Regions from separate parts of the Homo sapiens genome. Here regions 1, 2, 3 and 5 are each linked to region 4. The links are chromatin contacts, found by Hi-C or POLR2A ChIA-PET in ENCODE. All regions are on one chromosome and are shown on one strand. Each heading gives the region's core, a stretch centred on a gene start or an enhancer-like site at or near the end of the contact. The rest is flanking DNA. Distances are from core to core; before and after follow the strand shown. Region 1 overlaps ZBTB8OS (zinc finger and BTB domain containing 8 opposite strand). Region 2 has its middle 18 kb from the start of PTP4A2. Region 3 has its middle 29 kb from the start of KHDRBS1. Region 4 holds the start of LCK (LCK proto-oncogene, Src family tyrosine kinase). Region 5 holds the start of SPOCD1 (SPOC domain containing 1).

Region 1 (2,700 bases), core at 20-2,519, 380 kb after region 4:
AAAGTGATTCTCCTGCCTCAGCCTCCTGAGCAGCTAGGATTACAGGCGCGTGCCACCACGCCCAGCTAATTTTTGTATTTTTAGTAGAGGCTAGGTTTCACTATGTTGGCCAGGCTGGTCTCAAACTCCTGACCTAAAGCGATCTGCCTGCCTTGGCCTCCCAAAGTGCTGGGATTACAGGTCTGAGCCACCATGCCTGCCCTGATTTTTACATTTTTAAATGGTTGGGGAAAAAAATCAAAACAATGACATTTTGTTACATTTGAAAATGATAAGAAATTCAAATTTCAATGGGCATAAATAAGTTTTACTAGAATACAAGTGAACTCATTCATTTAAGTATTATCTATGGCTACTTTGGTGCTACAACAGAAGCACTGAGTAGCTGCTCTTCTGTCATTCTGGGCCCACAAATCTTAAAACATTTATTATCTGTCCATTTTACAGAAAAAAACTGCCAACTCCTGTTCCAATAGATTTTCCTACCATAGAGTGAGGCCATACAGGTCGGCAAATACAGAATCTAGAGACACACAGAAAGTAGAAGGCACAATAGAGAACATCTAGTCCAACATCTTTATTATAGGAGAAGAAATAAAGGTCAAAAAGGCAAAGAGAATTTCAAATTCCACAATAATCTGAACAAACTTGACCCTAGAACCCAATGCTGACGCCTCATCCACTAAATCAGGTGTGTATAATCACAGTATTTTAACAAAATATATCCAGACAGGTCAGAGAAGCTTGAGAAAAACTTATCACTTTACACCAGTTAGAACTAACTGAAGTTGATTGTCACATATATGAACTTTATGGTAAGGAAATTTTTCATGTTCTTAATGGCTGGATTTTAAAACATACCTGAGGGTGCTTGGACAATGAAAATTCTTCTCCCCACCTTGAGAATACAAATTAAAACATGATTAAGATTTGTTCTCTCTTTATATGTTTTAAAATAAGCCTTGTAAATGTGGTTAACATGCTAGAAAGCCAAAAGAGACAGGAGGGGGTCAGGGAGCTGTTAAGTTTCATTTTCATTTGTCAGAAGATACAGCTGTTGAGGGACGTGTGTGCAGTGTCATCATTTGCTCTCAAGGTTGATAGTTAAGGCCAGGTGCGGTGGCTCATACCTATAATCCTGGCACTTCCGGAGGCCAAAGGGAGGATCGCTTGAGCCCAGGAGTTTGAGAACAGCCTGAGCAACATAGGGAGACCTCATCTGTACACAAAATTAAAAAAATAAAAAAAGTTAGCTGGGTGTGGTGGCACATGCCTGTGGTCCCAGCCACTCACGAGGAGGAGGCAGGAAGATTGCTTGAGCCCAGAAGTCAAGGCTGCAGTGAGCTGTGATTGCACCACCGCACTCTAGCCTGGGTGTCAGGGCAAGACTGTGTTTCAAAAGAATTTTTAATTATAGGCCAGGCGCGGTGGCTCATGCCTGTAACCCCAGCACTTTGGGAGGCCGAAGCAGGTGGATCATCTGAGGTCGGCAGTTGAGGTCGGCAGTTTGAGACCAGCCTGACCAACATGGAAAAACCCTGTCTCTACTAAAAACACAAAATTAGCCGGGCGTGGTGGCGCATGTCTGTAATCCCAGCTACTTGGGAGGCAGAGGCAGGAGAATCGCTTGAACCCAGGAGGTGGAGGTTGCAGTGAGCCAAGATCGCGCCACTGCACTCCACCCTAGGCAACAGAGCGAAATGAAAAAGGTCAGGCGCGGTGGCTCATGCCTGTAATCCCAGCACTTTGGGAGGCCGAGGTAGGCGGATCACCTGAGGTCAGGAGTTCAAGACCAGCCTGGCCAACATGATGAAACTCTGTCTCTACTAAAAATACAAAAATTAGCCAGGCGTGGTGGTAGGCACCTGTAATCCGAACTACTCAGGAGGCTGAGGCAGGAGAATCGCTTGAGCCAGGAGGCGGAGATTGCAGTGAGCTGAGATCATGCCACTGCACTCCAGCCTGGGCAACAGAGCGAGACTCTGTCTCAAAAAAAAAAAAAAATTTAATTCTAGTGGCCAGGCACAGTGGCTCCCACCTGTAATCCCAGCACTTTGGGAGGCAGAGGTAGATGAATCCAGGAGTTCAAGACCAGCCTGGCCAACATGGTGAGAACTCGTCTCTACTAAAAATACAAAAATTAGGCAGGCATGGTTCCATGCGCCCGTGGTCCCACCTACTCGGGAGGCTGAGGCACAAGAATGGTTTGAATCTGGGAGGCGGACATTGCAGTGAACCAAGATCACATCATTGCACTCCCAGCCTGGGCAACAGAGTGAGACTGTCTAAAAAACAAACAAACAAAAAATTAATTTTAAAAACTTTAAAAAAAGGTTGATAGTTGATCTCAAAATAAATGTGCCCCAATATAGTGTACCTATGGTGGAATCTCAATAAACATTGTTTAGTAAATATTGTTTCAAAACAGAGTAGTAACATATTCAAAATTTTTACTATCCTCAGTTATGAAACTAGTTAAGTAGGCTGGGTGCGGTGGCTCACACCTGTAATCTCAGCACTTTGGGAGACTGAGGCAGGAAGATAGCTTGAGCTCAGGGGTTTGAGACCAGCCTGGGCAATGTAGCGAGACCCTGTCTCTACAAAAGATTAAAAAAAAAAATTAGCCAGGCATGGTGGCATATGTCTGTTGTCCTAGCTAGGTGGGAGGTTGAGGTAGGAGGATTGCTTGAGCCCAAAAGG
Region 2 (2,700 bases), core at 53-2,552, 300 kb before region 4:
TTCCTCCTCTTTGGGTGTTTACGGGAGCCTGGATTCCACAGGAACCCTTGGAAGTGTGCACTGACAACAGAGTAGGGGGCAGACAGCATACAAAATTATCCCTGCTTCAGGGACAGTTCAGGAAGAAAGTGATACTGTGCCTGCCTGGGCCTCACATGCCCTGAGCTCAGGGACACGGGAAAGAGATACCAGGTGTCAAATCAGAGGCAGGGGAGGCAGGCAGGGAGGAAGGAGCCAGGACAGGGGACAAACCACTAGCTGCTGCCAGGGCCAGCTTCCAGACACAGCTCAGGGAGGCTGTGAATAGGCCCTTTATCTAAGCTGAAGTGGGGGAAAGGAATCACAGAAGGGGGTCTCAGGTGATAAGGAGCCTCAGAACAAGCTCAGGGGATCTTGTCCCTTCCTTCTCAGCAGAAATCCTAGCAGGGGAGAAGCTTCTTTTTAAGGATTTTGTTTTCCAGCCATTTGCCCAGGATCTTCATTTGGGAGGCCCCTCCTCAATCCCACAGGCCTTACTGGGTCACCTAGAGAGGTCCTAAGAGGTGCGGTGTTGCACAGTGGTTAAGGACATGGGCTTTTGGCAGTCAAGTCTTAGCTCTTCCAGTGACTGGCTGGATACCCCAGGCAAGTCATTTCACCTAACTCTCAACTCCCTACGTCAAACAAGGATAATAACAAGTAGTCAACCCCAGAGATAAAGCCGGGAGGCCCATAGAACATTGCCTGGCAATGGTAAAAGCACTCAATAACTGTTAGATATTGTTATTTTTATTAAGAATAAAGGAGCCGGGCATGGTGGCTCATGCCTGTAATCCCAGCACTTTGGGAGGCCGAGGTGGGCAGATCGCCTGAGGTCAAGAGTTCGAGACCAGCCTGACCAACATGGAGAAACCCTGTCTCTACTAAAAATACAAAATTAGCCAGGTATGGTGGCACATGCCTGTAATCCCAGCTATTTAGGAGGCTGAGGCAGGAGAATCGCTTGAACCCAGGAGGCAGCGATTGCCGTGAGCCGAGATTGCGCCATTGTACTCCAGCCTGGGCAACAAGAGCGAAACTCCATCTCATAAATAAATAAATAAATAAATAAATAAATAAAGGCTTGGAGAGCCATTTTTTTCTCTCTCTCTCTGAAGCTGGGGCCCAATTGTCCTTCTTCCTTCAATATCTAATGACTGTTTCCCAGCTATCAGAAAGGAATCCAACTTCCCCTCCCCCAGAGCTGTGAAACTGAGTAGCAAAGCTTGCTCAAGCTCCTGAGTCATTCAGCAAAACCAGCCCAAGATAATCAGTGGATCAAGGAAACTAGATGCAGAGTGGGGAAAACCCAGCCGCAAAGCTGGGGCCTTCTCGCAGGGCAGTTCCCTCTGCTGGCCCCTCTGGTGAGCTTTCACTTCAGGTTCACAAACAAGACAGCATCTTCCCAGGCCCTCCTGAACCCAGAATAAGGCCTTAGCTACTCCTGGGTCTCTCAACAGCAGCCAGGCCTTTCTCTGGAATCTTGTTTGACACAAACTTTTTGCCTTTGGACAAACTCTCTCCTTCCCTCCGTATCCCAGGCCTCAGGAGAGTCGAAACCCTGACTCCCATTCTCACTGTCCACTCATTTCTCAGTCCCTGTCATTTGACTTCTGCCCAGCCACTGAACTGTCTGTCATCACACTCAGTGATGATCTTTTCATCACCAAATCCAAAGACTTTTTCCAGGCCTTTCCTACTTGCCTCTTCTAAACAGTCAGCGCTGTCGACCACTTTCTTTCTTTCTTTTTTTTTTTTTCTGAGACGGAGTTTCACTCTTGTTGTCCAGGCTGGAGTGTACTGGCGTGATCTCGGCTCACTGCAACATCCGCCTCCCAGGTTCAAGTGATTCTCCTGCCTCAGCCTCCTGAGTAGCTGGGATTACAGGCGCATGTGCCACCACACCCGGCTAATTTTTGTATTTTTAGTAGAGACAGGGTTTCACCATGCTGGACAGGCTGGTCTCGAACTCCTGACCTCAGGTGATCCACCCACCTCAGCCTCCCAAAGTGCTGGGATTATAGGCGTGAGCCACCGTGCCCAGCCTGTTTTGTTTTTTTGAGAGGGAGTCTCACTCTGTCGCCCAGGCTGGAGTACAGTGGCGAGATCACAGCTTGCGGCAACCTCCACCTCCCGGGTTCAAGCAATTCTCCTGTCTCAGCCTCCTGGGTAGCTAAAATTACAGGCGCCCACCACCACGCCGGCTAATTTTTGTACTTTTAGTAGAGACGATGTTGCACCATGTTGACCAGGCTGGTCTCAAACTCCTGACCTCAAGTGATCCACCCACCTCGGCCTCCCAAAGTGTTGGGATTACAGGTGTGAGCCACCGTGCCTGGCTTCTTTTCTTTCATACTTATTTGTTTATTTTTTTTTTTTTGAGATGTTGTTTCATTCTTGTTGCCCAGGCTGGAGTGCAATGGCGCGATCTCTGCTCACTGCAACCTCCACCTCCCGGGTTCAAGTGATTCTCCTGCCTCAGCCTCCCAAGTAGCTGGGACTACAGGCATGTGCCGCCACACCCAGCTAAGTTTGTATTTTTAGTAGAGACGGGGTTTCTCCATGTTGGTCAGGCTGGTCTCAAAGTCCTGACCTCAGATGATCTGCCCACCTCGGCCTCCCAAAGTGCTGGGATTACAGGCATGAGCCACCGCGCCCGGGCTTGTATTTAATTTTTTTAAA
Region 3 (2,700 bases), core at 134-2,633, 270 kb before region 4:
CTGGAATTCTCATACACCACTGAAAGGAGTGTAAACTGGTACAACCACTTTGGAAAACTGGCGGTATTTACTAAAACTAAACATACGTATCCCCTCTGACCTAGCAGTTCCACTCAAATATATATAGCCAAGAAAAATAAATGGTTGAGTCTACCAAAAAGACATATGTAAAAGAATGTTTGTAACAGCATTATTCAGAATAACCAAAAGCTAGAAACAACCCAAATGCCTCCATTGTTATATGTTCATTTGATAGAATACTATACCACATACATAAAAAAACAAGTACTAAGTACTAACATGGATGAATTTTATAGCTATAATATTGAGTGAAAGAAGCCAGAACAAAAATAATGTACACCATGCAATTCCATTTAGAAAAATCTCAAAAACAGGTATAGTTAGTTGATGGTAATGGAGGTCAGAAATAATCGTTTCTATTGTGACAGGGGGTATGTCTGAAAGGCGGCCAAGAGAACCTTCTAGGGTCCTGGAAATAATCCGGATTTTGATCTGGTTGATGGTTATACAGGTATATACATGTATAAAACTTCAAGTTGGGTGTGGTGGTATGTGCCTATAGTCCCAGCTACTCAGGAGCCTGAGGAAAGAGGATTGCTTGACCCAAGGAGTTTGAGGCTGCAGTAAGCTATGATTGCACCTGTGAATAGCCACTATACTCCAGCCTGGGCAACATAGCAAGACCCTGTCACTAAAAACAAAAACAAAAACAAAATATTTTTAATTTAAAAAATCAGACAGTAGGCCGGGCATGGTGAGTCAGGCCTATAATCCCAGCACTTTAAGAGGCCAAGGCAAGCAGATCGCCTGAGGTCAGGAGTTTGAGATCAGCCTGGCCAACATGGTGAAAACCCTTCTCTACTAAAAATACAAAAAATAGCTGGGCTTGGTGGCAGGTGCCTGTAATCACAGCTACTTGGGAGGTTGAGGCAGGAGAATTGCTTGAACCTGGGAGGTGGAGGTTGCAGTGAGCTGAGATCACGCCATTGCACTCCAGCCTGGGCGACAAGAACGAGACTTCGTCTCAAAAAAAAAAAAAAAAAAAACAGAAAGTATTCATCTAGTTGCTCATTTAAGGTTTGTGCACATTACCGTATCTATTTTATACCTAAAGGTGGGGGTGAAGGAAAGTTTATCCCCTCTTCCCAAAGCCAAAATTAGTACTGATCCAGGGACTGTGGATGCTTTACAATTTGTGATATGATGTGACAGTTTCATGAGGCCCATCTTGATGAAGTTCCCCAGGACAAGAGCCTCTCTTTTGATTGTTTTCTCTACTGTTCCAAAGCATCTATACTGGGGCTCAGATCACAGCAGGCCCACAATGTCTGTGACTCAGTATCTGCTTGGAACAGCACACCCAGCCCTTCAGTGTTCAACTCGACACTCACTTCCTGAGTGTCTGCTCTATGCCAGGCCTTGTGCTGAGAGCTAGAGGTACAAACACAAGTAAGACAACCATCCCTACACTTGAAAAGTGGCCAAGCAAGAGGTGGGTACCCCAGGATGAAGGACAGGAACTTGCAGCAGCCAACCCATCCATCAACACATGTAAAATAATATTAGTAACAAATAACCACCATTTATGAACTGCCAGGTGCTTTATGGTGTAACAGATTTTTTTTTTCTTAATTGCTATTTTAAACCACAACTGCCTGCAGCTACTTTTGTCTATTAGGGGAGTGGCACAATTTTTCTCTGGGTAGAGGGTTCTTTGTTTGGGAAAATACTTCATAAGTTGCTTTGGCATGAAGAATGAAGCTCTCCAGAGCTAGGGCAAGACAAAGACAGCTGAACTGCTTTGCAAATTAGAGAAAAATGTGGCAGCAGAGGGAGCGGGGGGTCTAAACGCAGAAGGAAGGGAGACATTAGGAGATATAGTTAGAGAGATCTATGTTGCTTTTGTTTTCCCAGGCTCAGTGCTTTAGAGAACCATCCCTTTGCCTTACTAATCTTACTTATTCTTCAGGTTTTACCCTTCAAAAATCACTTCCTTATACCACACAGCCACCAAAAAGAATGAGGTGAAGCTCTCTGTACTAACATGGAAAAAATGCCCTGGGTATATTGTGAAGTGGAGGCAGGGGAAGTCACCAGCTGGATAGGAGCGTAGTAACAACCCCGTTTTTAAAGAGGACGGCCCTGTATATGTACTTACACTTGAATACATTTGGAAAGTCCCCCGGAAAAGTACATAACACTCTGTTAACAGCTGTTACCACCAGGGAAGATGGTGGGGAGTAATTTGGAGCTTCTGATTTCAATTTTTATCCTTTATTTTTAAATATTTTACCATGAGATTTTATCTCTATTTGTTTATTTTTTTATCTGTTTTTGAGACAGGATCTTGCTCTGTTACCCAGGCTGGAGTGCAGTGGCACCAACACAACTCACTGCAGCCTCAACCTCCTGGGCTGTAAGTGATCCTCCTGCCTCAGCCTCCCAAGTAGCTGGAAACACAGGTGTACCACACCAAGCCCAGCTCATTTTTTAAAAACTTTTTTTTGTAGAGACTAGCCACTACACTGCAAAGTGCTGGGATTACAGGCATGAGCCACCTTACCCAGCCCGAGACTCTTAAAAACGGGGTAGGCTTGGTGCAGTGGCTCACGCCTGAAATTCCAGCACTTTGGGAGGCAAGGCAGGAGGATTGCTTGAGGCCAAGACCAGCCTGGGCAA
Region 4 (2,700 bases), core at 200-2,699:
GATGTGCCTTACGGGAGATAGTGCACAGTGAGCGCTCAGTGAATATGAACTATTACTCACTCCCAGCGCGGCAGTCTTTCTACTCTGTGCTGAGACAGGGAGATGGACCGTGAAGTGTTCAGGCTTACATTGCAAGGGAGTCTGGGCCCTGCACCAGGCTTGGAGCTCCAACTCTAGGCTCTGTGTCACTGTGAAGGTTTTTCACTTTGTCTCTCTCAGCCTTTGTTTCTGTGTTACCCTCTTTGTCTGACTTTCCAACTCAGGCTTCCTCTTCCCCCCACCTATTTCCTGCCCCCACTTCTCTCTGCAGCTGAGGTGCACACAGCATCGCTTCCACCTCACAAGCCCCAACAATGCTCTGTGGGTTCCCCTCCCCCTACCAGCTCACTCAGGCAGTGACGCATGTGCACTTTCCTCCTGGTGGGGTCAAGGCCGAGTTCTTGGACCTGATGAGGCCACCTGGAGTTCCTCATATCACTGGTGACCTGGCCCTCAGCTAATGATGGGTGCCCCCTCAGCCTGGCCCCAGGGGAAATGGAAATTCTTTGCCTGCCTGCTGCTCGTGACAATCTTCTTGCCTCCTGCTTATAACAGAAAGTCCTGACAGTCTGTGGCCTGCACCTGGGGGCCTGAGCGGCCCTGTTTGCTCTGTCTTCCACCTGTTGCAGGAGATAGTGCCAAGCCCTCCACCTCTGCCAGGGGCTGTGGCCTTGCCTCTACCTGAATTCGAACTGTTGCCCTACTCTCCAACCATGATTAATGGGTGTTGTCCTGGCCTCTGACTACAGCAGGGGCCGTTACTATGCCCTCTTGAAGACATGAGGTTGTCCTGTCTGCCTCCTGAAACAGGCTGTTTTCCAGCATTCTGTCTGTAAGAGGGATGGTAGCCTGCCATTCACCTACCCTTGACTATAATAAAGCTACTGTTCCATGCCCTGAGATGACATGGGAATTGTTCTCTCGGCCTGACCTGACTGTAACATGCATGGTCTGCTCACCAGCTATTTAACAGGGATATTGTCCTCTCCTCTGACTCTGAACGATGCTACCTTTGCTGCCAGACAGAAACAAAAGGGTCTCTCAGCTGCAACGGTGGTGCTGAGGTGCTGTTTGCCTCTCACCATAAGCTGAGTGTGTGTCCGCTTGCCCCCTGCTCACTGGGCCCAAAGGCTGCCCTTGAATCTCTTGCCCAGATGCACCCTGGAGGGCAGAAGGGAGGGTCTATCAGACATCCTCCCCTCAACTTTAAACCTCCCAGTGTCACCCTGGGACAGTAGGGGAAGATGGACCTGGTCTGGAGATGTAGGGGACCCCCAGGGGCTGAGAGGCAGGGGTCTATGGTGGCAGGAAGCTTGGCGTGCTAGAGGGTTGTGGTTGGGCTGCTGGGGCCCGGTTGGCTGCGGAGCCCTCCGGAGGAGGCAGGAAGTCAGGGTGGGACGTGGGCGCGGGGAGACAGGTGGTGGCTACGACGGCGAAGGGAGCTGAGACTGTCCAGGCAGCCAGGTTAGGCCAGGAGGACCATGTGAATGGGGCCAGAGGGCTCCCGGGCTGGGCAGGTAAGGAGCGCTGGTATTGGGGGCGCAGGCGCCGGGGTGAGAGGCCTGATAGCAGACGGCTGCAGCTGTGCGGGCCCAGGCTCCCTAGGGATGCAGCAGCCCTTTGTGGCTGGGGAGAGAAGATCCTCGCTCAAGGTCAGGTGGGAGGCAGGCAGTGTAGCTGGGTCGCCTCTTTCCTGCGAAGCTGGTGTCGCTTGCCTCTGTCGTGCTGTCCACCAGTGGCCCCACCTGACTGGGAGCGTGTTTCCTGGACACCAGGCACATGGACAGTCAGGTGTTAAAAAGGCTTCCAGAAACCACCAAGCCCAGTCCCTCAGGCCATGAGGATGAGGCTCCTGAGGCCCAGAGAGAACAAGGCACTCACTGCCCACGGTTTCTCAGCAAGGCAGTGGCAGGGCTGAGAGTGATGGCTGAGGCTGTGGCCACCCCGCCTGGAGCAGGGTGATGGACAGGCTGGACTCAGAGGACCCAGGAATCCTTCTGGTTTCTGGGGCAGACCCCAGTGACAAGAATCTCCTGAGAAAGAGAGAGAGAGAGAGAGAGAGAGAGAGAGAGAGAGAGAGAGACAGAGATCACCCAAGGCATCCAGATGGACATGCGAGGAGTGATTTTAGCCTCAGCGATCGAGGGAAGAATCTCCTGATGGGCGTGAACTGATATGTGTGGGGGTGTCCATCATCTGGGATGGAGCTCCAGGGTGGATGGACATATCTGATCTGAGTATGGGAAGTTGGAAGTGAAAGAGAATGATGGGAGAAAGGAAGAGGAAGTACTATTTTTATCCCAGACAGGGGTGCAGTTGGTCCTGGGTGAGGAAGCGCTGAACTTCCATCTGGAAAGTCACCATTCCTGCCCCTGCCAAGCGTCACAGCAGGATGTCCTCCCCTCGCCCCTGGCTCCCTCCCGCTTCAGCCCTGCCTGTGTAGGGCCAGTTGGTTTTGCTGATTCCTGCTTCAAACCCCAGGGAGGTGGAGAGAGACTGGGGAGGCATAGTTGCTACCTGCTCACCTCCTCACTTTTTAACTCTGAGCCTTAATTTTTTTGGGAAGTCCTCACTCAGCCAGATTTCCAGGTTTCCCCTGCTTCGTTGGAGTTTTTCTTGACACACACTTTCCGCCTAGTCAGCTGGTCCCAGCCTTTCTCC
Region 5 (2,700 bases), core at 38-2,537, 440 kb before region 4:
GGGTCTGGTGAGGATGTCAGGGGCCTTCCAGGGGGCTCCTCTTTGCTGAGTGTGGGGCTTCTTCTGTCACACCCTGGAGAACTCATTCCACCGTCTCTGGCCTCCCTGGGCCTGAGGCAGCTCACCTCCTCCACTCCTGCAAGCCTCTCCCTGCAGGCCAGAGCTCTCTCTGGGAGGCCAGCAGACCTGCTACAAAGTTTCCTGGGGCAACTGTCATCTAAGATGTCACACAGAGAAACCTGGAGCCTCTTGGAGGTCAGAGCTCTCCCCTGAGTAGGCACCGAGGGCAGCTGCATGTGGAGCCCAGGAGCCAGCATCGAGCCCCGGCTCTGTACCACAGCTAGCAGCTCCAAGACCCCTGGCCGGACCTCAGCAGCACCTGCAGCCCGGGAGCTGCCACCTCGAAGGGCCTCCTTCCTGGGGATCTTCCTTCTGCTGCCAGCCCTGACTCCGGGCCCAGAGCTTGCTCCCGGCCCATCTGGTGACAGGCCTGGCATGGAGCTGGCTCCTTCCATGTTCTGTAAAAGCTCACAGTTGTGTTGGGGACTGAGCACAGGGTCTCCTGTGCTGGGGCCTTCTACGTCCCCCGCCTGGGACATGTCTGTCCACCTACCTGGGCCAAAAGCACAACACGGGCCCTGTGTGGAGACAGAAAGAGGAGACTTTGTCTTGGAGAGTCCGACCTGTCAGCCCGTTCAGTGGGAACTGGGAGGAGCCCCTCTTCCAGCCAGCTCTCCCAGACCCTTCCACTCCTGAGGCCTAGGGGTGAGCACTCCAGGGAGGGGAGCACCCAGCAGGAGCTGGTGTCCTGGGTGAGGGTGGAGAGGCCTGCCTCCAAACAGGGCCGAGCTACAGTGGCCTCCAGGGTCTTCTTGTCTCTGAGAGTTCACACATTCGCTTAAATGGGACCTAATAAGATACCATTTATTTATGACTTATGTGCTTATTTCATTTCATACTGGCAGCCACAGGTGAGGACACTGAGATTCTGAGATGTTAAGACACTCACCCAAGGAAGCACAGGAAGTGGAAGGGCCAGGAGTCTCTCTCCCAGTTCTCACACTGCGCAAGGAGCAGATACTGAACGGGGTTCGTGCCCATAACCCTTCTCGTCTCTCTCCCATCGGTCCCGTTCTGAAAGGCGCCCCACCCAGGTTCCCAAGCCTTACTGGGACAGTCCCCCAGCATCCAAGAAATCCGGGCCCCATCGGTCGCGTCGCTCTCACCTGGGCTTCCCTGAGTTTTCCCTCCTGGGGTTCCACCCACTAGCTGAAAAGGAGCTGAGATCACGTGATGCGGGGGAGGGAGGCCCTTGCTGAGGGATAGGGGCGGAGTCCCTGATGATGAGCAAAAGGCTGCTCCCCAGGCGTGCTGGCGTTCCTGCCCCGGCAGAGGGCGCCCTCTTCCTCCTGAGGGCTTCCTGGAGGAGGTGCCAATCCTGGCTCCCAAGCAGAGGTAGGTGGGTGCATGGGGCAGCGAGGGGCCTTGGCTGCCTGCCTGAGAGTTTAACTTGATCCTACCGCAATAGTCCCTGAGCCAGTAGGACAATGTCAGAATTACCTAGATTTTTTGCCTAATTTTATTTTATTTTATTTTTAAACTTTTATTTTAGGGTCAGAGGTCCATATGCAGGTTTTTAATATAGGTAAACTTGTGTCACGGGGGTTGTTGTACAGATTATTTCGTCACCCAGTTATCAAGCCTAGTACCCAATATTTATTTTTTCTTATCTTCTACTGCCTCCTACCCTCCACCCTCAAGCAGGCCCCAGTGTCTGTTGTTAACCTCTTTCTGTCCATGTGTTCTCACCATTTAGCTCCCACTTATAAGTGAGAACATGCAATATTTGGTTTTTCCGTTCCTGCATTAGTTTGCTAAGGATAATGGCCTCCAGCTCCATCCACGTTCCTGCAAAGGACGTGATCTCATTCTTTTTTATGGCTGCATAGTATTCCATTGTGTATATGTACCACATTTTCTTTAGCCAATCTGCCATTGATGGGCATTTAGGTTGATTCCATGTCTTTGCTATTGTGAATAGTGCTTGCCTAATTTAAAAAGAAAATCTCAAATATAATTAATGTAGATGGAAATGCAGAATCAATTCCAATAGAAGGTTAGAAATAAAAAGTTTAAAGCTATCTCTCATTTCCCAATACCCCAACTCCTGGAAACAACTGTGTTTTGTTTTTTGTTTTTTACCATGTTTGTCATCATGTTAATTTTTTAAATTTCATAACTGTAAATAATATACTCATGCCTCTATTACTTGATTTATTAATTTTAACTGTGTCTGTTGTATCTGTTGACTTCCTGCTGTGGTGATTTTATTAACCACCCTTTCCCCCTTTCTCTTCCGCTTTTCATATATATATATATATATATATTTTTTTTTTTTTTTTGAAACAGCGTCTCGCTCTGTCGCCCACGCTGGAGTGCAGTGGCACAGTCTCAGCTCACTACAACCTCTGCCTCCCAGGGTCAAGTGATTCTCCTACCTCACCCTCCCGAGTAGCTGGGACTACAGGCACGTGCCACCATGCCCTGCTAATTTTTGTATTTTTCGTGGAGACAGGGTTTCACCATGCTGGCCAAGCTGGTCTCAAACTCCTGACCTCGTGTTCCACCCACCTCAGCCTCCCAAATTGCTGGGATTACAGGCGTTAGCCACCGTGCCTGGCCCTCTTTTTTATATTTATA

The links. Hi-C counts contacts between places; a loop is a spot of excess contacts on that map. ChIA-PET counts read pairs that join two places held with the same protein, here RNA polymerase II (POLR2A). Pooled maps may share reads with other maps.
Region 1: a loop to region 4 is called in a pooled map, with 5 times the contacts of the local background. The contact joins the enhancer-like site here to the promoter of LCK in region 4. A Hi-C loop is called at or near these places in 1 of 168 maps with a recorded cell type or tissue (posterior vena cava), 1 of 37 single-sample maps with no recorded cell type and 4 of 50 pooled maps. POLR2A ChIA-PET finds 5 or more read pairs at or near these places in 3 of 52 experiments (HepG2, OCI-LY7 and activated naive CD4-positive, alpha-beta T cell).
Region 2: a pooled map shows a loop between it and region 4 (4-fold over the local background). The contact joins the enhancer-like site here to the promoter of LCK in region 4. A Hi-C loop is called at or near these places in 2 of 168 maps with a recorded cell type or tissue (CD8-positive, alpha-beta T cell and naive thymus-derived CD4-positive, alpha-beta T cell), 4 of 37 single-sample maps with no recorded cell type and 8 of 50 pooled maps. POLR2A ChIA-PET finds 5 or more read pairs at or near these places in 5 of 52 experiments (CD4-positive, alpha-beta memory T cell, activated CD4-positive, alpha-beta T cell, activated T-cell and 1 more).
Region 3: a loop to region 4 is called in a pooled map, with 2.9 times the contacts of the local background. The contact joins the enhancer-like site here to the promoter of LCK in region 4. A Hi-C loop is called at or near these places in 2 of 50 pooled maps. POLR2A ChIA-PET finds 5 or more read pairs at or near these places in 6 of 52 experiments (AG04450, GM12878, activated T-cell and 3 more).
Region 5: a loop to region 4 is called in a pooled map, with 2.5 times the contacts of the local background. The contact joins the promoter of SPOCD1 here to the promoter of LCK in region 4. A Hi-C loop is called at or near these places in 1 of 50 pooled maps. POLR2A ChIA-PET finds 5 or more read pairs at or near these places in 3 of 52 experiments (Caco-2, OCI-LY7 and naive thymus-derived CD8-positive, alpha-beta T cell).

What each region holds. Positions count from the first base shown.
Region 1 is chr1:32,626,647-32,629,346 of GRCh38, forward strand. ZBTB8OS (zinc finger and BTB domain containing 8 opposite strand) reads right to left here. Exons shown (of 7, transcript NM_178547.5): 6 at 862-898. Among named protein-coding and RNA genes, the nearest start is that of ZBTB8OS, 23 kb to the right of the region's middle. Within about 2 kb of position 1,270, at least 4 of the 41 ENCODE cell types and tissues checked have a DNase peak (open chromatin) inside an H3K27ac peak, as active enhancers do; they include OCI-LY7, where a contact is called at or near this core.
Region 2 is chr1:31,954,874-31,957,573 of GRCh38, forward strand. No RefSeq gene overlaps it. Among named protein-coding and RNA genes, the nearest start is that of PTP4A2, 18 kb to the left of the region's middle. RefSeq lists enhancers at 1-168, 169-945, 946-1,723, 953-1,560, 1,148-1,707 and 1 more. Within about 2 kb of position 1,303, at least 37 of the 41 ENCODE cell types and tissues checked have a DNase peak (open chromatin) inside an H3K27ac peak, as active enhancers do; they include CD8-positive, alpha-beta T cell, where a contact is called at or near this core.
Region 3 is chr1:31,983,493-31,986,192 of GRCh38, forward strand. No RefSeq gene overlaps it. Among named protein-coding and RNA genes, the nearest start is that of KHDRBS1, 29 kb to the right of the region's middle. RefSeq lists an enhancer at 1,861-1,930. Within about 2 kb of position 1,384, at least 9 of the 41 ENCODE cell types and tissues checked have a DNase peak (open chromatin) inside an H3K27ac peak, as active enhancers do; they include GM12878, where a contact is called at or near this core.
Region 4 is chr1:32,249,816-32,252,515 of GRCh38, forward strand. It overlaps LCK (LCK proto-oncogene, Src family tyrosine kinase), which reads left to right and starts at 1,450. Exons shown (of 13, transcript NM_005356.5): 1 at 1,450-1,556. RefSeq lists enhancers at 53-262, 453-662, 713-802.
Region 5 is chr1:31,814,735-31,817,434 of GRCh38, forward strand. SPOCD1 (SPOC domain containing 1) reads right to left here and starts at 1,288. Exons shown (of 16, transcript NM_144569.7): 1 at 1,227-1,288; 2 at 1-638. The coding sequence starts at 599.